4 separate regions of the Mus musculus genome follow, and all the other regions are linked to region 2. A link is a loop called in an ENCODE intact Hi-C map of the cell type or tissue named here. Cell type or tissue: left cerebral cortex. All regions are shown on one strand. Links, peaks and the distances in the headings refer to the core of each region. The heading gives the core; the rest is flanking DNA. Region 1 has its middle 50 kb from the start of Pole4. Region 2 holds the start of Gm40381 (a long non-coding RNA gene). Region 3 holds the start of Eva1a (eva-1 homolog A (C. elegans)). Region 4 overlaps Gm32425 (a long non-coding RNA gene).

Region 1 (5,943 bases), core at 477-5,476, 480 kb after region 2:
CTCCAGGCACTGAGTCCTACCGACACTTCCTCCCTTGATTCAGTGCCGCCCCTTACACCTTACAAAAAGGATGGGCTGAGGTGAGAACTCACCCTCATCAGGAGAGTGGCTAATATGTCTTCAGGGAAACATAAACAATGTCTACCCCTACCCTAAGGTCCACTGGCAAACCACGGCACAATTCCACCAAAGTTCACTTAGGAGAACCAATGAGTTCACTGGTCTTACTTGGAGAGCATGGGTAAGATGTTACCTCCAGGGGTGTGGTTGCTTCTCCCCAAAAGGCTACACCAGAAAGTCTTTATTCAGCAGGGATAATGGCTTTCCGACAGCTTCATGGATAAAGTCTCCTCCCCGGTTTCCTCCCCAGTCTGTAAACCCCAGCCTCTCTCTAAAGCCCACACATAGTTAAGGCAGCATTGCATACAGCATGTGGTCAGGAGGGATCTTGTGACCCTCCCCATCCCTGTGTGAGAGGTACAGTCAACAAGCCTGGCTGGAATAATACTTCTCATTTTGACACAGCTGAGTACCCCGGCAGTAGTTTGTTTGGGGAATATCCTGCACAACAGGAGTGGGATGGACTCCTGACAGTCCTGAGTCACACAAAACGTGTATCTGACCTCACCCCCTACCTTCTATTTATCTTTAGTCAGCATCTCTCAGCCTCAATTTCCACATGAGCAAAAATCAAAAGGAACATACCATTTAGGAAGTAGATGAAATTGCATTAGCAAACATGTAAAGTTATAGCTAGTCCAGTAAGTTAAGCATACCAGTTCACTCTTGCCATGTTTCTCAACCATCCTTAGAGTATTTGCATCTTGCATATTCATTGTATATACTTATAGAGAGTGAATTGGGGGGCTGGAAATATGACGTAGAGCTTGAGAGCACTGGCTGCTTTTGCAGAGGACCTGAATTTGGTTCCCAGCACCCACATGGGACTCACAACCTTTTGTAACTCCATCTGCAGGGTGATCTGTTATCTGCCGCAGGCCCTCTGGTCCCCTGTGCCTGCGTAGGAAAGAGTCTCTAGAGTAGATGGGCAGAGATTAGGATGAAAATGACAATCAGTCAAACACACAAGAGAGGTGTTGAATCTGAATGTAATGTTCCAGTCGAGCATCAGACTTTTATAATACAGAATAAATTGCAGAACAAGACACATTGAATTTTTCCAGGTGCAAAAGGAGTGACTTCAAAAGGAACTAGATAAATGTATAACACTAGAGATTAGCACAGATGCAAGGGGAGTGACTACAAAGGGAATTTGTAGGGACCAGATAAATGTTTACATTAGAGATTAGCACTTTCTGCCAGGCAAGAGTTTTACACTTAGAGTTAATAGCCCCAGGGTAGTTAACTCTTGACACGCCTCAAGAATAATGTAGTGTCACTGACCCCAAAATTCTCTAGGCCTCCTTAATTCTTATCTATATCTGAAGACTATCCATTTTCAGTATAGTATACAAATTTGCTCTTGGCATGGAATGTAGTCTATAATACGAATTTCTATCTCAGTGAGAATTTTAGACTCTGCAGATAACTGAATTAATGACTGTGCTTTATTAGCTACTGAATGGGTTAAGCTCCTTGCTGCTATCTGGAGTCTAAGAACACTGGGAAAAGGCTTTAGCTATGTTAGAATACAATCTTAAAAGGCATTTACTATAAGGTGATGCTTAATAGAGTGCACGTGAATCTATACACTAGATTAATGTGGTGGAAATTTGAATATAATGGGTTAGGGAAAGAGATGCCATAACTCTGGGAGGAAAATTTCCCTGGACTCTTATCCTCGTGAAACAGCTTCCAGGCTTTTCGCCTGACAAACCGATCCAAACTGGAGAGTTGGCTTTCGACAGAATATCCAGGAGGAGAGTCCTAGAAATTTATTTCTCATGAGCAGCTTTTTGGCATTTTTGCCTCACAAGCTGACTCCACCAGAGTACCCTGACAGTTATCCTCTTCTGGCCTCCACAGACACTGAATGCACACAGTACACATACATACATGCACACATACACATAAAATAAAAATAAGTTTGTTTTTTTGTTTTTTTTTTTTTTGGTTTTTCGAGACAGGGTTTCTCTGTATAGCCCTGGCTGTCCTGGAACTCACTTTGTAGACCAGGCTGGCCTCAAACTCAGAAATCTGCCTGCCTCTGCCTCCCAAGTGCTGGGATTAAAGGCATGCACCACCATGCCCAACTAAAACTAAAATTTTTTAAAGAGAAAAATGTATAGTAACCTTGAACTGGAAAATTTTAAATTATCAATAATTCCACTACCTTAATACAGCTATCCATATTTTGTGTGTTTCCTTACATTCTTCAGTTATATAAATATAAGTATATCTTAGGGCACTGCAATCAAGACCATGCATAAAATTTCACATCATTATGTTCCTACAGCACTATCATTTCTATAATTAAAATTTCCATGACTACAAAATATTTTATCAAGGGAATTCAGTGGGATTTAATTAATCATCCTCTTATTTTGAATCATTAATTTGGGTCTAATGTCTCCCTATTACAGAATAGTCTAGCAACGGCGAACATTTTCATGTTTCTTTTGTCCCTCGTTCAGGGTTGTTCTTCTGGCTTATTCCCAGGAGTGGAATCTCTGTGTCAAAAATGTTCATATTTTCAGAACTACTGGTGATTTCTGCCAAGTTGCCTCCCCAGGTGTTTCCATGTGTCGCCACTACCCGGGGAAACACCTGAATGGGAGCCCTAACATTTTGTAAAGAACACTCCGTACTCCCCAGTTCTAAGTGATTCGTTATCTAAAGAAATCAGACCCCAAGTGGCCAACTCCCTCAGGCTGCTCAACGTGAAGGGAAAGGAAGAGAGCCTAGAGCTCTGAATTCACATTGTAGCCCCTCCAAAATCCTTCTCCTGGATGCTATGCCCAATTGCCTCTCTTTATAGCTATAGCCTTTCTCTTCATGCCAATCATGAATTCTCACTGTATCTGGGCACAGTCTGTCTTGTTAATCAACTGAACACGATGGCTTTTGACTTCGGTTTTATGACTGCTCATAATTCAGACACATTTCTGCTGGGCTGGATTCCAGGGGCAGAAAGACACGAGAAGGAGCAGGTGGACAGCCCTCAGCACTAATGATACCTCTGTGGGGTCCTCAGAAACCAGGAGCAGTGCGCTCGGTCTGATTCCCTGCCCTAGCAGATTGGCCATTGAAAGGTGGGCTCGCCCCCAGCCAAGTCCGGAGAAACTGATTGTTTTATTAACAATTAGTGTGGGAATAATGCGCAAAATTGACAAATCCAATTTCCAAATGCCTCGAAGTGGAGATGGACAGTCTGCCATTAAGACATTGAGAAGGAGGGTAGAAGTTTTCACGTAGCAACTCCATAGGATGGTGAAAGTAGAAGCTAAAGGGGGTGAAACCTGAGTAGGGAAAGGAGGGAGGTGAGGAACTTGCCTGATGTATGAGGGGTGGACTCTGGTGCTGAGGGAGGAGATAAGAGTTGCAATATCAGAGAAACCCCCTTGAGTCTGCAGACAAGGAGGGAATCTGTACCCGTGGCTGTGCCTCCCTCTAGTGGCCAGGCAATGTGCTCCCTGCAGCTCTATCTGGAGGCAGGGAGAGGTGGTGCAAAGAATAGGGTCTGGGCAAGTCCTAGTTAAGATTCAAATCAGGAAAATGTGGTATAGATGAACAGTGTCATAACCCTATGAATCATGGAGAGAAACCTCTTCCAGAGACACCCCCCACAAGGTGTGACTGTAACTACCATAAGTGAGAGACAGAGAAAAAGACAGAAAACAGAATTAAAGTGGGCAGAGTTCTGGTGTCAGAGGAGAGGTGACACAGGGGTTGAGAGGTCATACTTCCGTTGGGATCTGGGTTAATCTTATAGATGTGAGTCTCAATGACCAACCTCTGGAGTTAATCAGCCTGCTTCTCTGTGGCACCTGTATCCACTGATGCTCCTGAGAGACCTGGGACCCACTGTGTTGGTTCAGAGATGCTCAGATGTCCTGCACGGCCCTTAACTCAACAGCTATAGGAATTTAGATGAGAAATACCCCCCAAAACAAGTTGCCCCATGTCTGTCTCTTTGTCTCTTCTCTATCTGAATGTCTGTGTCTGTCTGTCTGTCTGTCTGTCTGTCTCTCTCTCTCTCTCTCTCTCTCTCTCTCTGTGTGTGTGTGTGTGTGTGTGTGTGTGTACGTGCAGATATGCATGCATGTGGGTACATGTACCAGAGCATTCAGAAGCCAAAGGGTGACTTCAGCCTTCATTCCTCCAGTGCCATCCGCCTCCTTTGGTTTGTTTGTTTATTTTGTTTTGTTTTTCAATATCAGGGTCTTTCACTAACCTGAAACTTTCCAGGTAGGCTGGGCTAATTGGTCAGCAAGCCCCAAGGATCTGTCTGTTTCTGTCTGCCCTCCTGGAATTACAGCGTGCACCACGGAGCCTGATTTTTTTTTAATGTGGATTCTGAGAATTAAGCCCAGGTCTCCGTGCTTGTAAGGCAAACGCTTTACCTACTGAGATTATGTCCCCCGCCCCACATCTCTATCTTAGGCAAAATCTCTACCAATCATTCTTAATGGGTGGTTTTCGTTCAACTGGCAGAAACTCAACAGACAATGTCTAGTCCCCGGCTGGTGTGCACTGCAGTGGGGGTTGGGCAGAGAAAGCTAATCAGCTGAGAAGAAGCAGTTAGCACTTAATTCCATAATTTGCTTTGAGCCGCTCAAGTCAGCCATAACATAATCACCCCCTCCACCTGGCCAACAGCAACAACAGCCCAGACTGCTCAGATGTCCAGGGCTGCCTTTCTGGACGTAGTGTGGCAGCACATCAGAAAAATAAATACATGAATAAGTAACTCGAAGATTATCTGCTTTCTATTTAAAGGCTATCCCAGGTTGTAGAGAGAACATGCCTGTCAACTGATGGATTTGCTCATGAGATTCTTCTACTATGTTCTAGATATTGATACTTTATCAGTTCAAGTGCATTGGCTGCAAGAAAAAACAAAAAACAAACAAACAAACAAACAAACAAAAAACCAGAGTGTGACTGGATAGGTGGCTTAGGATGTGAAAGCTTTTACTGCTCTGGCAAAGGACCCGAGTGTGGTTCCCAACATGCAGAGCATGAGCCAGCTTACAACTGCCTGTAACTCCAACTTGTAGGATCTGAAGCTTTCTGGCTGACTCAGTGCACACATATGCACTCATACATACATGTACGTGTGTGTGCATGAACACACACACACAAGTAAAAATAAAATTAAAGCAGGTGTAGTGGCACATGCCTTTCATCCTCATGCCTCAGGAAGCAGAGGCAGATGAATCCCTGTGAGTTCAAAGCCAGCCTAGTCTACCACAGGACAGCCAAGGCTACTCAGAAAAACTCTGTCTCAAAATAAACAAATAAATAAATCTTAAAATATAAACAGTTTTTTAAAAAATTCTATGACTAATGGTGGCTTAACAAATGAGGCAATCGTCTCACAGAACTAGAATGTTTGCTGGGAGTTCAGAACTGGTTTGCAGCTCAACAACTCGAGTGGAATCACAGGATCTTCCCTCCGCTCCCTGTTGGCTGTCCTCCTGGATTCAAGATGGCTTCCACAGCTCCAAGTCTCAGAACTTTACATGACAGCCTTCTGTGGAAGAGGGAAAGGATCAACGCCCAGCACTACATAAAGCCAGCACACCGACATGTGCTGTATTACGACGTGTAGGAAGTGGGAAACAGAAGGATCACAAATGGAAGGCCATGCAGCAGGTTAGAAGTCAGCCAAAACTCCATGGGACCCTGTCTCTAAAAACAACAACAATAATAAAAATTTCGGGGCCTGGGGATATAGCTAAGAGGTAGAATGTATGCTTAGCCCACAAAAGGCCTTAGTACCATCTACAGCACATAATTGATTAAATAGTTAATTAGCTG
Region 2 (5,943 bases), core at 375-5,374:
CTGAGATCATGCGACTGTGGAGCCAGCTTATTACAAGATTCCACGCCTCTGGGCACCTCTGGAACTTAGAAAGTAGAAAGAAAAGTGCATTTCTTACATCACGGGCCTGCTATGGCAGAAACATAGACACATTTGTGTCTGCATGGTGTCAGGATTTACTGAATAACAGTGAGTTATTGTTTAGTTTAGTTGGCTATACCTTCAAGTACATCTGATTCCCCTTCCTTGCTGGCACTGACAACAGTTGTTTTTTTTTTTTTTTTAATCTCTAATCTTTATTAATGTTAACTCTCAGACCACACATCCCACACCAGTGTAAGTTACAGAATGGCTACAAAAAATTTAAAGAGAGAGGAGAGTCAGGGAGGGTCTGACTCAGAGACAGAGCAGCTCTGGGGCCCAGGCGGTTGAGCTTAAGGAGTTGATTCTCTTGCAGAGGCACAGAGCCCTGAAGGTAGGGCACAAGAGATAGCCTTGGTCAGATGGTCAAATGGACCAAGGGAACACGATTTGAATGGACTGCATCAAACAGTGGTGACCAGCCCCAGTCAAGCTGAAAGCCCAGGGACTCCTAATAAGAAGTTCTCTGTTAGCCCCTAGAAGGATGGACAGATGGGAGATTGTGGGGACCATCACCATAGCAACAGGGTGTATTTCCTCTTTATGGGGTCCAGATGAGAATGTTATCCTCTGCTTGGGTCTAATGTATTCAAAAAGTTTTTAGATCTGTTTTATTTTTTCTGATATGATTTCAGTATGTCCATCTGCTCATATGTTCCCAATCTTCTCCACATGTTTATAGGTGCTATGTTTTTTATTTTCACAACTAACCTATGGGTCTGTGCCCCATGGGTGGTGCTGGGTAGGCAGTGGTGTCTATGTGCACAGAGACACTATCGTTTTCCCCAGAATATGTACTCACAGTGGAACCAAAGGCTGGCCAGTAAAATGGCATCATCACCCAGGACAGGGCACACCCTGAAGGTCGCTCACAGGACTTGGAGTAACTTAGAGCCGCGCACAGCCTGCTCTTTCCTGTGGCCATGCTCTACAGATTTAGATCAGTAACCGAGTGTTATGACCCAAGAATTCATACCTTTCTGCTCACCCCCTGAGTGCTTTATGTCCATAATCAGGCCTGTGGACTTAACCTTGAAGTCCTTGCTTCATCAGTTCTATCTTTGGGAGGGTTAATGAGCCCAGACCTATGCTATAACTCACATGATTCTAGAAAAAAAGGTTCAAGAGCCCAGGGGGCTTTGGTGTCCGGATAAAATGCCTATTAAGGACTAACTGGTATTGCTGCTCTTTTGAAGTTCCCTGTACCTGGCACTTCATGCATCTAATGAACCCTCTGGTTTTAGCAAATGCAGGGAGTTGGTCCCCTCAGCTCCCTTGTCAGACATGAGAACAGAAGGTGCTGTGTGGCCAACCCACCCCATCATTGATTTTCCCAACTAGGGAACTCTGGACATTGAAGAGGGGAGCTGTTAACGATTGTATCAGGAAATAGACACAAGTTTAACTGTGCAGACAAAGCAGGGTACCTGTGGATCTCGTCGTTTCTCTCAAAGCATTGCCTCCCTCAAGGTAGCCCTTGAATTACTTGAATGTATCGATCATAGCAGGATCTATTGAGAATGTTCTTCCCTCAGAGCCTTACAAAAGCTTTAATTCATTCTGGTATTTGATCAAATGTCTGGCTTTATGTATGACTCTATTTTCTTTTATAGTCTGTTTTATTACTCTGTGTGTATACATAGAGCAATAATATATATGTGTATTAAAAACACACAGAATTGAACACCAAATAATATGAGATGAGGGTGCTGGAAGGATGGATCAGTGGTTAGGGTGCTTGATGCTCTTGCAGAGGACCCAGATTTGGTTCTCAGCTTCCATGTGAGGCTGCTCACTTGAAACTCCAGAGAGCCAATGCTCGTCAAATTGTGAGCCCAAGCAAACCCTTATTTTCTCCCGGTGCGCTCCTCAGCTCTTTTGTCACACCAATAACAAAGTAACAAATACAGCGGGACTTCAATGGGCTTACTGTCCTGGCTCACTTGTACCCCACCCACCACACTAGCAAGAACTAGACAGTTCTAATTAGCTTTGAATCCTCTAGGAGAAAGGAGGGCCACAGACTGTCTCTGTTTCTAAATCTTGTTGGGGGGCGCTACAGTAAGCTTTAACTCACCACAAGTCGGTGCTAAGCAGGTTCCATGACTGGAGTGGCAAAGTCTATGTGTGGCACCTCTCTGCAAGCTATTCAGGTTGCTCTGAGGACGTTCAGAATTCCAGGCTCTGCCTGAAACACCACGCAGAATGCTTGTTTACAGCACCTACTCTGTGCCGCCATCTTCCGGTCTGGTACTGCTTAGAGTGTAAAGGCTGGGTCCTTCCAAGGACAGCCTGCTCTTAGCCCGAGAGAGATGGCTTTCTGTTCAGCAGTCCTGACCGGACTGGACCACAGAGAACTTTGTGAGGAAGCTCTAGGAACTTCACCAGTCTGTGCTGTCTGTCTGTCATTGCGGGGAGGCTCCAAGCCATTAATCCTAACCTCAGGTGGCACAATTTTATGTCAAAACACTTGACATAACTTTATGGTTTCGCCCCCCCCCCCCCCCATTCAATTTGAAAACTCTGGGTAGCTGAATAAACATTTTCTTTATAAGCAGATGAGAGATCGCCCTCTGCTGGGCGGACTCACAACTGCTGCCCACATTTAGGAAGAAAAATCAGCGTCCACATTTGATTTTGAGGAAGAAAATAATGTTCGCCTTTGGCTTAAAAATAGCGTTATTTTACAATGGATCTGCTCCTAGGATAAATTCTCTAGGAGCCTCTTCCTCTTTCGGGCTTTCCTTTATCCTTTACAGAGGGGTCAGCTGAGTGTTGGCATTCCATTACGACAACCCCAGAGCAGGCTATTATTGTCAGCTCTCTAGATGCTGTGATGCTAAACCCAGATGAAGAGTCACCAGGTGGGGGGCAAGGCTTTACTTGGTTCTCCAGTGGAGAAGTTTGGTACATTTGGACTCTGGACAGCTTCACACAGACGGTTGCTGCTTTCTTTGCCACTGCATTTTAAAAAGTAATGTATTGTTTATTATTTATTTACATGTATGTGTGTGAATATGTGCATATGCGAATGCAGTGCTCATAGAGGCCAAAAGACACCAGGAGTCTGAAACTGGAGTTATTGGTGGTTGTGGTCCCTTGGTATGGGTGTGGGGACTAGGCTGCAGTGCTCTGGAAGAGTCATCCATTCCAGACCCAGACTTCCACAACATTTTGAAAATTTAATTTTATTTGTGTGTGTGTGTGTGTGAGTGAGTGTATGTGAGCATTCATGTATGTAAGTGTGTTTCTGTATATGTGTGTGTGACTGTGTGCATATCTCTCTGTGTGTGCATGTGAGTGTGTGCATCTCTCTCTCTCTCTCTCTCTCTCTCTCTGTGCTGGCTCAGGTGTCATTCCTTAGGCAATATCGATCTTGGTTTTGTTGTTGTTTGAAACTGTGTTTCTCACTGTCCTAGAACTTGCCAAGTAGATTAGGTTAGCTCACCAGTGAGCTCCAGAGATCCACCTGTCTCTGTTTCCACAGTGCTGGGATTACAAATGTCACTCTTTTCAACATGTTGGCTCTACGGATTTAACTCGTGCCCTCATGCTTGTGAAGCAATGGAGCCATCGGTCCATCCTTTGGTTGGCTTTCTTTATGGTAAATTTTCACAATGAGTTTCTACCTTAGTGTTTCTTGCTAAATCCTTAAAAGTCGGTCAAGGTTTGTGTTGGACCTCTTCTTGTCTGTGGACTCAAGGATGCACATAACACATACTTTGTGAATGAAAAAAGAAGGAAGGATGTGACTTCTCCTAGGTATGGCAGAAGAGAAATTTTATTGTAGATATGAGGGGAGAGCAGAGCCAGATCAGAGACATCTGGGAGAGTCCAAAATGAATGTGACCAGTCTGATCTGGACCATACGAGGAGAGGGGGAAGGGGAGGAAAAGCGGAGAAGTGGAAGGGAGAATACCTGCTGACCATGATGGGTAGTCTGGGCCAAAAGAATAATGGGTAGATCAAAATGAGCCAAAATGGCTGAGTTACGTAGGGAGGGGCAGCTGAGGGAAGGCAGCCAGCCTCTCTGGGTTGGGAAGTTTAGGGTAGGAGGTGAGGTATGCCAGCCATACCCTGTAGGAATGCAGGAAAAACCTAGCTGCCAGCTCGGTTTTGATGTGTTAATGGGCACCAGTTAGTCATTTGTCCCAGGTTTGAGACCTAACATTTTGTACATGCCAAATTAATTAATTAACAAGTACAAGAACCACAGTTCTTTCTCTGGATTAGATGATATCTTGCTGATGCCAGAGAGTTTTATTATTAGGCAGTAAGATTTTTTTTTAAAGTTATCATAGGAATGGCCTGATTCTATGCCAAAAGAGGATGCTGAGATTTTCTTCATGTGGGAGGCAGTAGATCCTGGGGAGAAATCCTAGGATGTGACCCTTCTGTGAATCCTGGGGAACACAGAGAGTCTTGGCAGAAGAGCAGAAGAGTCCTTCAACTAAAAGTGTAAAATAAGGCAAAGCTTCTGGGAAAAGTAAAAGACTGTCCTTTGGGAAAAAGAGGATCTGTTGTTCATCAGGGCTGCTTAGAGGGACTCCTTCCTTCAATACGCATAGACAAAGAAGGTACCTTCGCCAGTGCAGCGGGATAGGATATTAACCTTGTCTTTAAAAGCAAATAGTGATGCCGAGAGATGGGCTGTGTAGAGGCAAAGTTTCAGGGCATCCTAGAGACCCTTAGAAGTCACCAGTGCTATCCTGGTGGCCCGGGGCTTCTGCGTGTGCTCTGCGGAAGCAATGACTGTTAAGCATTTCAGGATGGGTGGGAGGAATCCAGAATTAGGCGCTTTATTTTTGGTAGAAGAATGGGATTAATAGAGAAGGGACCAAGAAAGACCCTGTGTGAGGAGGGAGACGTCAGATAGGGAACCATGACAGACCAAAGAAATTGACTCTACCAAAGGTTAATTTGGCACGCCAATAAGTTCTACTGGGGGAGGGTTAGTGACAGGAGCACGCAGGACTCAAATCTAGCTGCATTGCTGGAAGAGCTACTTTAGTACAGGTAACAGCTCGGGAAGCTGTAACCCTGGAGTCCTCGGCTTGACTTGTCGGCAGCGTGGCATGTCTGAGAACTGCTCTCAGACTCAGCTGGTCAGTGTCTCCCTCTCCCAGCATTTGCTTTCTGCTTTGGTAACTCTGGATGGAGGTGTTCTGGGGACTGTTTCGCCAACTTGACACAAGCCAGAGTCATCTAGGGAGAGGGAACTCAACTGAGGAACTGCCTTCATCGGATTGGCCTGTAGACAAGACTATGACGCATTTTCTTGATTAATTATTGCTGTAGGTGGGCTCAGACCACTGTGGATGGTACCATCCCTGGGCAGGTCATTCTCTATTGTATAAGGGAGCAGGCTGAGCAAGCCATGAGGAGTAAGCCAGTAAGCCATGCTCCTCCATGGCCTCTGCTCCACCTTCTTATTCTGAGTTTTTGCCATCCACACCCCTCAAGGCTTGATTCTGTGCAGGGGCTGTGGGAGAATCAGGCAGGGGTGAGCCTTGGTGTGGGTGGAGGGCTAAGGGATAATCAGATGATAGTCTAGCTTTTTGTTTTTGTGTTTTTAAGTAGAATTAGCCAATAACCAGTCCCATCTTGAATCAGGAGAGCAATCTTGCCTAGAGACAGAGATTTGGGATATATAAGCATGTAATTTATATTCAAACATTGGAGTTTTATCTCCAATTGCTTAGATCATGCTTAGAAAATGCTGTCTGTAGAGTGTGTGTCTGTTTCTGTGCATACATGTGTTTGTGCATGTATGTGTGCACAGAGGATCAGATATCTTCCTCTTTTCTGCCTTGGCTTTAAAGG
Region 3 (5,943 bases), core at 431-5,430, 77 kb before region 2:
GCCAAATGGTCCTGGAGAAGGTCTTGGCCACCTACCGGAAGGAAGCTGTGGTTGGTCCATCCCTTTATCCCACATACTGAGCATCAGTTCTGTGTGTGGTCCGGATCCAACCTGTGATCTCAAGCATGCCCAGGTGGCTGCAAACACAGCATGACGTCATGAATCCTTTGTGCTGCCTCTCCATCTGCCTGCTGATACAGCTGCCCAGTTATGGGGAGCGTGCCGAGTGCCTGGGTATGGAATTTGGAGTTGGTTAAGTGTGTGTATCTTTTACAGATAAGAAAAACTGAAGTCTGGAGAGGAGGCCTTATTCAAGTTCAGGGAGTAGTTTAGTGGCCGTCCAAAGCTAGAACTGGTTGCTCAAGGCACCGATGAAGCAAGACCCTTCCTGCCAGACCAGTAGCTTCTATAAGAGAAGACAACTGGTCTGTGTTTACATCAGGACCCTGAGATTGTTTTCTTTGAGGGAAAGCACTGCATTTCAAGGTTAAATAAAGCAAGCACTGTTTGGCCAAGTGTAGACTATGGCTCTCAGCCCTGGCTCTGTCAGATCAACTTTCAGAAACACACTTGGGGGACCCTCTTTAGACAAATTCAGTGATCGTATGAGTGGACCTGGGTTTCTTCTCATTTTTAAACCTAATAGCTTAAAGTCCAGCCAGGGCTCTGTGGTCTGATATATTCAGTCCACCATGCCACCAATGGTCTTGAAAGCAACATTTTCAAATAGCATCTGAATCCGGGCATTGGGTCAGAATGTAGACTCTCAGTGAGTCAGGTCCAGAGGGGCAGGAGAACAGCAGCTGTTTCTAGAGTATGCTTCTGATAGCAGTTCTCGAGGACACCTGGGATTCTGATGACCCCTTTTGGTCCCTGGTTATTCCATCCAATTTCTCCACCATCTGAGCCCTTGGTTTTCAGTTGCCCTGGTTCCCAGCAACACCCTTTCTTGGGCTGGCAGGGCGATCTCTTCTCTGTTCCCCTCCTTCTTCCTGTCTTTCACAGGGCTGGGCTGCACAGCCTGCCTGTCTGCCTGTCTAGACTGTCCTCTACCATTAAGACTGGTCCACTCCTATCTTTGCCCCAGTTACCTGTGCTAACTGCCGAGGAACAGGATGTCCTTTGGGGTCATTCTAGCCTGTTCTGCACCAAGCTCCTTGTGGCCACTGCATAAATACTCCTGTAGTTTAACAAAACTTCAAACCCAGGCAAGCAAGACCAAAAAGTGGTAATGTCTTCTGATACTAACGAACATTCCTTGGAGATTATGCATCAGACTTTAAACTCTCCACTCAGAAAAAAAAAAGAGTCGATCAAATTTAACAAAGTAAGTGGTTATTTCCTGTCTGGACTTGGGGTTTTAAAGCTGGCTCAACGAGTGCAGTCCACCAGGCAGGAATAAGCCAATGAGGGTTGGGGGTAGGGTTGGATTCTGCTTGCAGATCTGGGCTCCTTGCTGTAAAGAGGGAAATGTTGGAAGTTCGGGACAAGGTGGGGACCGCGGATGGGGAGATCATGTAACCCAGGGGACGGTGGGAAGCGCGGGGAGGCAGGCAAGAGTTGCCAAAGTTGAACTAAGTTGGAGCAGCCGTTCAGGTTTCGCGTCTCGCGGCGCCCACGTGGGGAAGGGGGCGGGGAGCGGGAGGGAGGGCAGGTCCGGAGCCGAGGGGCGGGGGTGGGGTGGGGTAGCGGGGGGAGACCGAAGGAAATGAGACAACCTTTTCCTCCCACGGACTCAGGCTCCTCTAGAGTGTGCAGGGCTGGAGGAGTCCAGAGGCTGGGTGTGCGCGTTCCGTGCTCAGCCCTGATTGGGGAGGGCCGCCCCAAATTGCTCTCCGGCGCGCGGGTGCCCCAGCCACAGGGCGCAGCAGCACACTGCCGTGCCCTTCCCTAGGTGATCTGATCCACTCCAGGCCCCCCTGCTCGGTCCCCGGAAGTACGCGCCAGTCGTCCTAGAGAAGGTAAGCTGCTTCCCCGAAGCGCGCTCAGGGCGCGGGGACACTCTAATTCTGCTGAGCGGGAACTCTTTAGTGCTCTTCGGATCCCAAACTACCGCTTTGTTTCCAAACCCCTGTCCAGGTGTTAGCACCGGTCCTGCCTTCTTCTTTTGCTTCTCCTTCCTTCTGGCGTCCCCAGCGTCTTGATCCTGTTTGGCTTGGTCAGACCACTCTTACCCTCTGCCTTGGGCTTTGGAGAACTCGTGAATTCCAAATCAGGGCGCTTCTCTTAGCTGCTCCAATCCCTGGAGCTTGGCTGAGCGGGCCAGTCGGCGGCGGCGGATTTAGGCTTGGCTGGGGATTAACCCACCTGAAGCCGGCCTAGCGAAGTACTTAGTTAACTCTTCTCAGAGCCACTGAACTATTGACACTTATTTGACGACCCCCGCCCCCCCGCGCGTCCCCAGATCCCCGAGATTGGAGTGGACCGTGGCGTTCTAAGGCTGTTGGCGCCCCCTAAAGCTTTAAATGTGACGCTCTGTTGCTGGAGAGGGACTCATCAGGTTTGGGGGTGAAGGATCCCGACGACTGGGGGTAGAGGGAAGAGATCTTTGCAGGGCATGAAGACAAACCAGTATGGCTCTGAAGCCGGCGAGACGGACCCGCTGGGTAGTTTCATTTTTGTTACTTAGTTAAACACCTTTTCCAACCTTAGGCCTGTGGCAGGAACTTCTAGGAATCTTGGCTTTAAAAATGGACAAAAGGAAAGGAGGGAGTAAGCGGCCTTGAGCCTCGCAGTTTGCAAAGGGTCCAAGCGTGAATTTGGATCCCAACAGGTCTGTGCCGCACACCCCAAGTCCAGCCCTAAAGATGGTTCCTCAGTCCAGTCTGAGCAAGAAATCTGCTACCTCCTGCCTGCTCACACTCAGGGAAGACCAAGCCTTTACCTTTTATAGCAAATACATCGCGATTCCGTTCAAATCCAAAGCGTTTATTTAGAGCCGGCTGCCGTCCTAGCTCACTGAAGAGGATACTACCCGGCGCCGCGCTCTCTCAGCCCCTCCCTCCCCTCCAGGCAGTGTAATTGTTAGTCTGCCACCGCGGGCCGGCTTGAGGTCAAGTCCGGTGTCAAGGAAGCCAGGGTCAGACCACCAGCCTTGGTAATGCCTTCTTGTGGCTGTTTTCTCTTCGGAAAAATAGTGGGGCCAAGAGTGTAACACACAGGGGTGGAGGTTGGAGGGGTTGGGGGGGAGTGGGGCGGCTAGCACTTGGGAGTGGAATCCGGAGGATCAGAAGCTCAAGGTCATCTGTGGCCACAAAATGAGTTTGAGTCCAACCTCGTTCCACAGGATTCTGCCTCAAAATACCAGAGTCAACGCCCCCCCTCCGATGTCAACCAGGAAGTAAAGATGGTGGAGCTTAATTTTAATTTTAGAGATATTTTATTTTGTATTTTGTGTATGTGTGTGTGTGTGCCACATGTGCTTTAATTGTGGCCCTTAAGGGAAGTCTGGTAATAGCTGGAGATACTTTTGGCCCTCACCCTGTGGGTGAGGGAGGATGCTGTTCGCTTGGTGGAATGCTCAGGAGAACCCTCTCCTCACAATACCTCTGGCCCATTACTGCTTGTGCTTTCATTGGGTCACCCTGACTTAAGGAACTGGCTCACAGAGAGTATCCCAACTCCCCTCCTTTCCAGATTACCCCAGCCCCTGTTCTCATATCCCCACCCCCACCTGCAGCCCCAGAGTCAGAATTCCACTGCTGGCTTCCCACCAGGCCGCTGGCCTGCCCCACACTTTTCTTGCTTCTCCATTGCTTACAGAAAGGACCTGGGTCTACAGGTGTCTGTCAGTCATTAACAGCAGCCCCTAGCCGGTCTCTTGAGGGGTGAGGCTTAATCTGTGACCTTGCACACCAGCTCCAGGCTTCCCTGCCCACCCTCAACCTCTAGCCCTTCTGCCATGCTTCCAACACATCCCAGTTCACCGATCCTCTGCTGTTTTGACCTCTTGAACCCACCTTCCCCGCCCTAGTGGCTTGGCAAACTGCTCATCTTTCTTTGGTCTAGAACTCAGTCTCTTCTGGATGGGAGCTTTTCTCCATTTCTTAGGACAGTGCCCTTGTTCCCTGCTGCCCTACCCAGTCACCTTCATTTCTTCAGTATCCCATTTGCAGAATTTACAGCAGGGGACCCCGTGGTGCTCACCTCTCCACTGATACCCACATACTGAGCCTGGTATGGGGCTGTGCTCACAATACCTGCTGAGCTCAAAGGCTTTGGATGTTGTCTGTATTCTAATCCCAGCTTTGTCACCTGTAAACTGTGTGACTTTGGGCAAGTGGGCTCAGACCCTCTGGGAGTCTTACAGGGAGAGCAAGCTGCATTCTCTGCAGGTCAGTGTGACGAACTAATAGGATAATTGTCCATTTTAAGACCGAGTGCCTGCCCCGTGCCATGCTCACTCCATGAATTTTGACTCGCTCGATATTGTATCATCACTACGAAGTTCATTGCAGAAGCACAGAGAGGCTGCAACATTTGCCTCACATCACACAGCTCATTAGTGCTGGGGCCAACATTCACATAAACCTTTGGATTTCAGAACACACACTCTTCTTGCTACAAAGGTAAGCAAGGGATTGTAGGAGACTCAGCCAATGTTCAGTGAATGTGATATGTGATTTGTCGACTAGATTAGTGGGGGCCTAAACACATGCCTGTTCTTTTTTAAACAGAGCCATGCTTAGGATCCAAGACTGTCCTATCAGCAGCCCTGGGGTTCCTTCTCCTTTTCGCTTTGCTTGCAGTTTCAGAAAGGGTCAGACACCGGCCCCTAGTCACGCTGACCTTGCTGCTAAATGGAGTTTAAGTGTGTCAGGCTGGGACAGCACTCAGTCCTTGGGAGGACAGCAGAGGGAAATGCAGTTAACACTCCTACTTGGGAGAGAGGTTCAGACATGAAGAAGGGACTTTGGTGAGGATGTGAATACACAGGGGACTATGTCTTCTCTCTAAGGGCTTCCAAAGGCATATTTATCTATTAAAGGTAAACTTTGTTGAGGGACTTTAATGCTTCTCATAATGGAGTATTGGAGAACCAGGTTTGCAGCCCATTGCTGAGCTCTGTCACTGGATACTAGATTACACAGCTGGCTACTTCACCAGCTTAGAATCCTGTTTCCCTCAAAGCAACCTTGGCTTTGAAAGCCAAATCTGATCCTTGCTGGTCCTGGGGGGGGAGGGGTCTTGCTCTGGTGGGCCATGTTTGACTCCTTTGCCCAGATCCCTGCACATTTGTGTACTCTGCCTTCATGATCAGTTGTTCCACACAGAGTCTGCTCATTGCAGCAGGCTGCTCCCTAAACTTGAAAGGAATGAGTTCCCCTTGTATGGTGCGGGGACTCTGTTGTGTTAGGGGTTCGGGAAGCGCTCTGGTGAGGGGTGATTCATAGCGTGTATCGGAGTGAGCACTTCCTGCTTATTAGTCCATAAGAGAACTTGGCGGTCCCTGCAGAAAAGTTCCCCCTTCCCACCCTAACCTTCCTGTCACTTGGGTCCTAGGTCACCAGTTGCTGATGCCAGAGACAGATTCCCCTAAGTGATTAGAGATAGGAAGAAAAGCCAGATCCAAGACCTGGGCATCTCTTCTATTTGAGGTTTGGATAGTCTGACCCAGAAAATAACCTGCTTAGAGTGGTGGGGTGGGGTGTCAGTCTCAGGACCAACCAGGGTCACTGATGCCACACCCTGTTGGCTCTCCCATGAATGATTCCCCGTAGTCTCTGTGAGATGTACCTGGCTGTTAGACTCGCTGCGCATCCTGTTGGCTTAGGAGGACATGTTCTGGTCCATTATTAGGATCTCTGCCTGACTCTTCAGGTATCACCTAGAACTTGGAATGTGGGTGCCATGTACAGCTTAGTGCTGGGTGCTGGAGACACATGGACAAAGGAGATGTGCATGCCGGGCTTGGTGTGTGTGTGCGCGCGTGTGTGTGTGTGT
Region 4 (5,943 bases), core at 281-5,280, 580 kb after region 2:
AGGCAACTGAGTTTGTAGCTGGTTCCTGGGGGCTCTTTTCACTGATGCGTGGTTTCCTTGGTGACTGGATGGGCTGCTGTGCACATACACACAGCAGCTTTTTGGGAGACACTTGACTGGTTCTGATGCTAACTAGCTCTGACAGCTTTGATTGGGGTAAGAAGAAAAACGGTCTCTACTGGCTTTCTCAAATTAAACATTCCTTCCATGCTCATATACACTGTTTCCTTTACCTGGGAGACTAACAGGCTGAGCATACCAGCAAGGATTCTGAGACTGGGCACCCTGAAGCACCCCAGAGAAGCAGCACCGTGGTTCTCAGGTGATGCCTTCGGGGGCTGCATTAGCCATAAGTCTATCGGGGTTAGGAAAGCAAGAATGGCCTGCGTTACTTCAATAAAAAGGATTTAATCTAGGCTGTTGTTTGAGCAGGCGCTGGAAAGGCAAAAAAGGGGAAATCAAGATAAAGAGAGTCTGGGGAGATGCTCAGCTGGTAAAGTGCTTTCCTTGTAAGCATTAAATAGATGTAAGCATCTATATTTGAAGTCCAGAACCCATGGGAAAGGGACAGCAGCCACAGAGGGGCTCACCCACAACAGACTCTGTCTACCATGCCACGTTCCAGGTAACAGGGCAGGCACTCTGATCTTCCCGAAAGATGGCAAGCAAAGCTTGGGAAGCAGGAAGAAGCCAAAAGAGCTGGGAACAGTGATGGTGATGGGCTCATGGAGAGGGCCAAGGGGACAGCAGATGACCCTGGAAACTGTGCGAAAATTCAAATGCACCTTTAGGATCAGAGACTGTGACCTGGGTGTGTGGCCTTTCTGGGTGTGTGACCTGAGCTATTAACAGGCTTTCTCCAGCAGGAAAGTCTCAAAAGTGTGAGTGGCTAGGGGGAGGTGGGTAGGTGTGTGTGGATTAAAGTGGGGTTTTGGGTTCTGGGGTGTGTTGGGGGGGGAGGAGTTGGTTTACATAGGCATGTGTGCAATCGCACAGCTGTGGATGGCAGATGTCAACCTCACAAGTCCCTTAGTTACTTGCCACCTTGGGATTGCTGTGATCTGTCTTTACATTTATTTGTTGTGAGCACCTATACTCAGCAGTCAGAGTCAGTTCTTTCCTTCCATTGTGTGGGCTCTAGAAATAGAACTCGTGCTGTCAGGCTTGGTGGCAAGCCCTGTTACCTCCTGTGCCATCTCAAAGGCCTCACTGTGGTTGTTTGTTTGTTTGTTTGTTTGTTTGTTTTGAGACAGTTTCTCACTGGTTTGGGGAACACCAAGTTGGCTAGAATGAGTAGCCTCTAAGTGGCAAAGATTCACCTGTCTCTACCTCCGCAGTACTGGGATTACAGGTGAAAAGGTCAGCTCAGAAACTTTGGGAACGTCATGAAACACTTGCCCCTCTGGAAGGAAAAGGCTAATTAACATTTCTCAGACCACGGGGGTGGGGGGCACATTCCACATGGCTAACCCTGCTCACCTTCAGACAGGGAAGTCCTTGTCACCTCATTCCCTAAAGACCAATCAGTTTAAAGGGTGCACTGTTCCACCAATCATATTGTGCCTAGTTGCTGATGCTCTATTTTGGCCCTGGAAACCATATAAAAACTGGCCGAACTGCTGCTGGTGGTCGCTGCCTCTCCTTCAGGTCTGGGACGACCCCAGTGCACTGGAACAATAAGTTCCTCTTGCTTTTTGCATCAACCCCAGCTCCACATGGTTCACTCAGGGGGTCCCCAGTAAGCTAAGCTTCCCCAGAGTTTTATGCAAGCATGTGTCACCACATCAGGCTACAGATTCTGAAACATTTATTTATTTGTTTGTTTGTTTTTCGAGACAGGGCTTCTCTGTATAGCTCTGGCTGTCCTCACTCTGTAGACCAGGCTGTCCTCGAAACTCAGAAATCCGCCTGCTTCTGCCTCCCAAGCACTGGGATTAAAGGTGTGTGCCACCACTGCCTGGCTCCGAAACATTTTTTTAAAGATTTGTTTTAGGGCTGAAGAGATGACTCAGCAGTTAAGAGCAATTGCTATTCTTCCAGAGGACTCAGGTTCAACTCCTGGCAACCACATGGTGGCTCACATTTGCAGGGATCTGCCACGTATACACTATATATATGTGGCTGGTGCACATACATACATACATACATACAGGCAAATCACTCATATGCAAAAATACATTTTTAAAAAAGGTCTATTTGTGTGTTGAGTAGGGGTGGCTGCACACGTGTAGTTGCTGAGAGAATCCAGAAGAAAGTGTCAGGTCCCCTGTAGCTGGAGTTACAGTGGTTATAAAGCTATCCACTGAGGGAAGAGAACTTTGGTCTAGTGCAAGAGAAGTAATGCTCTTACCCCTGAGCCATCTCTCCAGCTCGAACTTTTTAAACGTTCTAATCAAGGACCCTGAATGTTAGTTTCACACTGGCCTCTGTCCTCCCGGCACAACCAGCCAACTGAATTCCAGGAGGCGTCCAGGGCAAGCCAAGAGAAGACAGAGGCAGCTGATGGAGAGGTTGAGGGGCTTATAAGAAAGGGCATGTGGCTTCTCCCCCTCTATCCGACCCCACTCCGGTAACTGTCAGCTGAAACAGCTACCTCGTAAAAGACTGGCAGGTGTACCACCATCATCACCACCATCACCCGGGCCCCCGGCCCCCATCCCTGCTTCCCTACTTCCCTGCCCCCAAGGAACAATCCTAACACACCTGCAGAATACAGTCAAAGGAGGTGCAACCGGAACATAAACTGCGCATCAGTCAGCCAGTCATGTCTGGCCCGTGGTTCCCAAGGGCTGGTTTCTAGCGCCTGTGACACTGCACAACACGTGTAGCTCCGCAGAGCTCTTTCAGCACCTCCGAGGGGCGGGCGCCACCTGGTGGTCACTCTGAGATCTACTCGAGGCCACGTGCTCTTAAGAGCAGGGGAGCTAGGAAGGCCAATTCAGCACTGGGGAGGTGGAGGCAGGAGAATCAAGAATGCAAGGCTAGCTTTGGCTACACAGCGAGCTTGAGGGCAGCTTAAGCTACACAAGACCCTGTCTGAAAAATAAAACAAAACCATCAAACAAAAAACCAAACCCAGTAGCTAGGGAGATGGCAGAACTTGTTAAATTGGGCTAACATGAGGACTTGCATTGAGATTCCCAGCATCCATATAAAAGCCAAACAGCCATGGCTGCCTATATAAATCAGCTAGACCCCAAAGCTAGCTGGCCCACCACATTAGCCTAACCAGTGCCTTCTAGGCACTGAATAGTGAGGCTAGTGCCCTGCTGCAATATTCAAGATGGAGAGCAAGAAGTTCCCAGGGCAGACATACACACAGCCACACACACCCACATACCTGTGCACACACATGGATGTGAAGAAAGAGAGGAGGGAGGAAGAAAGAGAAAAGAGGAAGAGGGAGCCAGTGGTGGAGCAGAGATGGTGAAAGTGAGGCACCAGGTGTGGATGAGCGAACTTCCCTCAGTTCTGCATTTGCCCAGGAGGAACAGCTTCATTGAAGAAGCACAAAGAAAAGGCAGCCGTTGAGAAAGGGAGTCTGTGTCTGCCGTGAGAGGATCAGAGACCTGCGGGGACACAGAGCAAGGCAGGAGTTCGGGGCCAGCAGAGAAGAGCTTGCTCTCACCGGTGAACAATGTGGCCTTGTTGGGGCTGGAGGAATAACTCAGAGGGTGAAAGGCAAACCTGACAACCTGCGTTCATCAAATATCCCCCAACCACAGATTTGCACATACATAGGCCCTCACCCATCCACAGGTAAATCATTGGGTTTTTTATAATAGTTTGACCTTGTTCACCAGCACAGGGAACAATACTGAGGCTCTAGAGTATAGACTTGAGACCCTTGTTGCACTGGGTACTTAATACCTGTTGTCCTGCTAATTAAGGTCAAAGTCTACCGTTGTCCAGATAGCCTTCTGAGCTCAGCACAAAATGGGAGACTCCCTTTACCAGCAGAGATTCTCCTTCTCTGACCTTGTCTGAGGAGTTCAGAGCCCCCACCCTCTACCAAAGGTTTGTCACATTCGTAGCCTTGATTAGCTCACAGTTTCAGCTGCCTTTCTTCCACCACAGAACCCATTCAGCAAGCACCTGAAATCCCCCAAAAGCCTCTCCATGCTAATGAGGCGTCTCAGTTCCTTATCCTTCAGCCAATGACCTTTGCCCACCCTCGATATTCCTACAACCTTCCCCAAAACTATACAACCCAAGAAAAGTTGATCTGTCTCCCTGAAGCTGATCCCGGAGATAAGTCTGCTATTTCTGTTGTACTCACAGGCTCTTCCAAACCTGCCTGTTGACTCTGCTTCCCCCAGGAGAAGGGAGACCCAGACACCCACTTTATTTATTTAATTTTGAGACAGGGTCCCTCTGTGTGTCCCTGGCTGGCCCACAACTCACTGTATAGACCAGGCTGAACTCATTCACAGAGATTCTCCTGCCTCTGCCTCTCGAGTGTCACCAATCCTGATTAATTTTTTTTGCCCTTGCTGTTTTTGAAGCAATGTCTTATGAAGCCGGGTGGACTTAGTCAGGGTTTCTATTGCTGCAACAAAACACCATGACCAAAAGCAAGTTGGGAAGGAACGGGTTTACTTGTCCTACACTTCCAGATCACAGTCCATCATTGGAGGAAGTCAGGACAGGAACTCAAGCAGGGCTGGAACCTGGAGGCAGGGGCCGATGCAGAAGCCTTGGAGGGGTGCTGCTTGCTGACTTGCTTCCCCAGGCTTCTGAAGCCTACCTTCTTATAGAACCCAGGACCACAAGCCACAAGATGGCATCCCCGGCAATGCGCTGGGCCCTCCCCTCATTGATCACTAATGAGAAAATGCCTTACAGCTGGATCTCATAGAGGCATTTACCCAACGAAGGCTCCTTCCTCTGATGACTCTGGCTTGTGTCAAGTTGGCACACAAAACCAGCCAATACCCAGGCTGTCCTGGAACTTAGTACGTAACTGCTAAGGCCTACTTTGAATTCCCAGTTCTCCTGCCTCCACTTCCCAAAAGCTGGAATGACAGGCACGCACCTCCACACTAGAACCATCCACTATTACTTTAATACTCTAAATGGGTCAGGAAATAAGAAACTATTAGCCCCGTCTTAGCAAGGGACAGTACAACCTAAGTCAGTCACTTACCTGCCAACTTTGGAACAGGCGGTCATCAAATTCCCACCAGACTCTACTCAGTTCGAGTCTGGTCAGCCAGGAGCCATGCAGGCGCCCTTTGCAGGACAAAGCAGAACCGCTCAGCAGTGAGGTGAACCTGACTAAAGGGAAGCCCGTATTGGTCAGCAGCCCCTGTGACTTGATGCAGAAAAGGCTGCTTCACTACTGTGGAGAGTGTTTTATTGTCTTGCAGTGCTGGAGAGCAAACAGGAAGTCCTCGCCATGCAGGGGGAGCACACTGCCATTGAGCTGTACTCTCCACCACCACCCCACCCCCTTTGTTTAAAGATAGTTTAAGACAGGAGTTGTGTTGAGGCTAGCTTTATTCACTCAGTAGCATAGGTAGACTAGGGGCTACAGGGCTGTGTCACTAGTCCCAGTTTGACAAGATTATTATTGAATTAATAAATTTTGGGACCTGAGAAATATCTGCACCTTCCATAATCCCCCTCCTACCCAGGATCACGGGGTCCTAGTGGGCCAAGGACGTTTCTTCTCATAACTCTGCTTGCTGGGAAAAAGAGCTGTGGTTCTCCATATATGCCCTGCACCTTGACCTGGATCACTGGAGGGCATGGTTTCCTTAGCTAGTCCCTTTCGGCTTTTCTCATGGCTGTGAGACCACCTGACAGAACTGGCTTAAGGATAGGAGAGTTTATCTGGGCTTGTGCTTGCAGGGCACCATCCACCGTGCTGAGAAGGCACAGTGACAGGAGTGTGAGGTGGCCATGTTGCATCTGCAGTAGGAAGCTGGGCAAGACGGATGC

Evidence for each region. Peaks named below come from ENCODE experiments on the same cell type or tissue, not always from the same donor. Only the 100,000 strongest peaks of a DNase experiment are listed, where the experiment ranks them.
Region 1: it touches region 2 in a loop (3-fold over the local background); 4 of 42 quality-filtered maps call a loop at or near these places.
Region 3: it touches region 2 in a loop (4-fold over the local background); 9 of 42 quality-filtered maps call a loop at or near these places.
Region 4: a loop joins it to region 2, with 3 times the contacts of the local background. A loop is called at or near these places in 6 of 42 quality-filtered maps.

The regions. Positions count from the first base shown.
Region 1 is chr6:82,600,306-82,606,248 of GRCm38, forward strand. No RefSeq gene overlaps it. Among named protein-coding and RNA genes, the nearest start is that of Pole4, 50 kb to the right of the region's middle. In left cerebral cortex, for the core only: a CTCF peak has its summit at 3,570 (motif pointing left); a DNase peak (open chromatin) is centred at 3,570.
Region 2 is chr6:82,117,041-82,122,983 of GRCm38, forward strand. Gm40381 (a long non-coding RNA gene) reads left to right here and starts at 2,709. Exons shown (of 2, transcript XR_869194.2): 1 at 2,709-3,094. In left cerebral cortex, for the core only: a CTCF peak has its summit at 2,712 (motif pointing left); DNase peaks (open chromatin) are centred at 2,400 and 2,696.
Region 3 is chr6:82,039,941-82,045,883 of GRCm38, forward strand. Eva1a (eva-1 homolog A (C. elegans)) reads left to right here and starts at 1,688. Exons shown (of 3, transcript NM_145570.2): 1 at 1,688-1,961. In left cerebral cortex, for the core only: a CTCF peak has its summit at 2,471; DNase peaks (open chromatin) are centred at 1,658, 2,093, 2,540, 2,881 and 1 more place; H3K4me3 peaks cover 1,932 bases; H3K27ac peaks cover 988 bases.
Region 4 is chr6:82,700,037-82,705,979 of GRCm38, forward strand. Gm32425 (a long non-coding RNA gene) reads left to right here. Exons shown (of 3, transcript XR_377779.4): 2 at 3,486-3,759. Among named protein-coding and RNA genes, the nearest start is that of Gm32534, 12 kb to the right of the region's middle. In left cerebral cortex, for the core only: a CTCF peak has its summit at 2,881 (motif pointing left); a DNase peak (open chromatin) is centred at 2,868.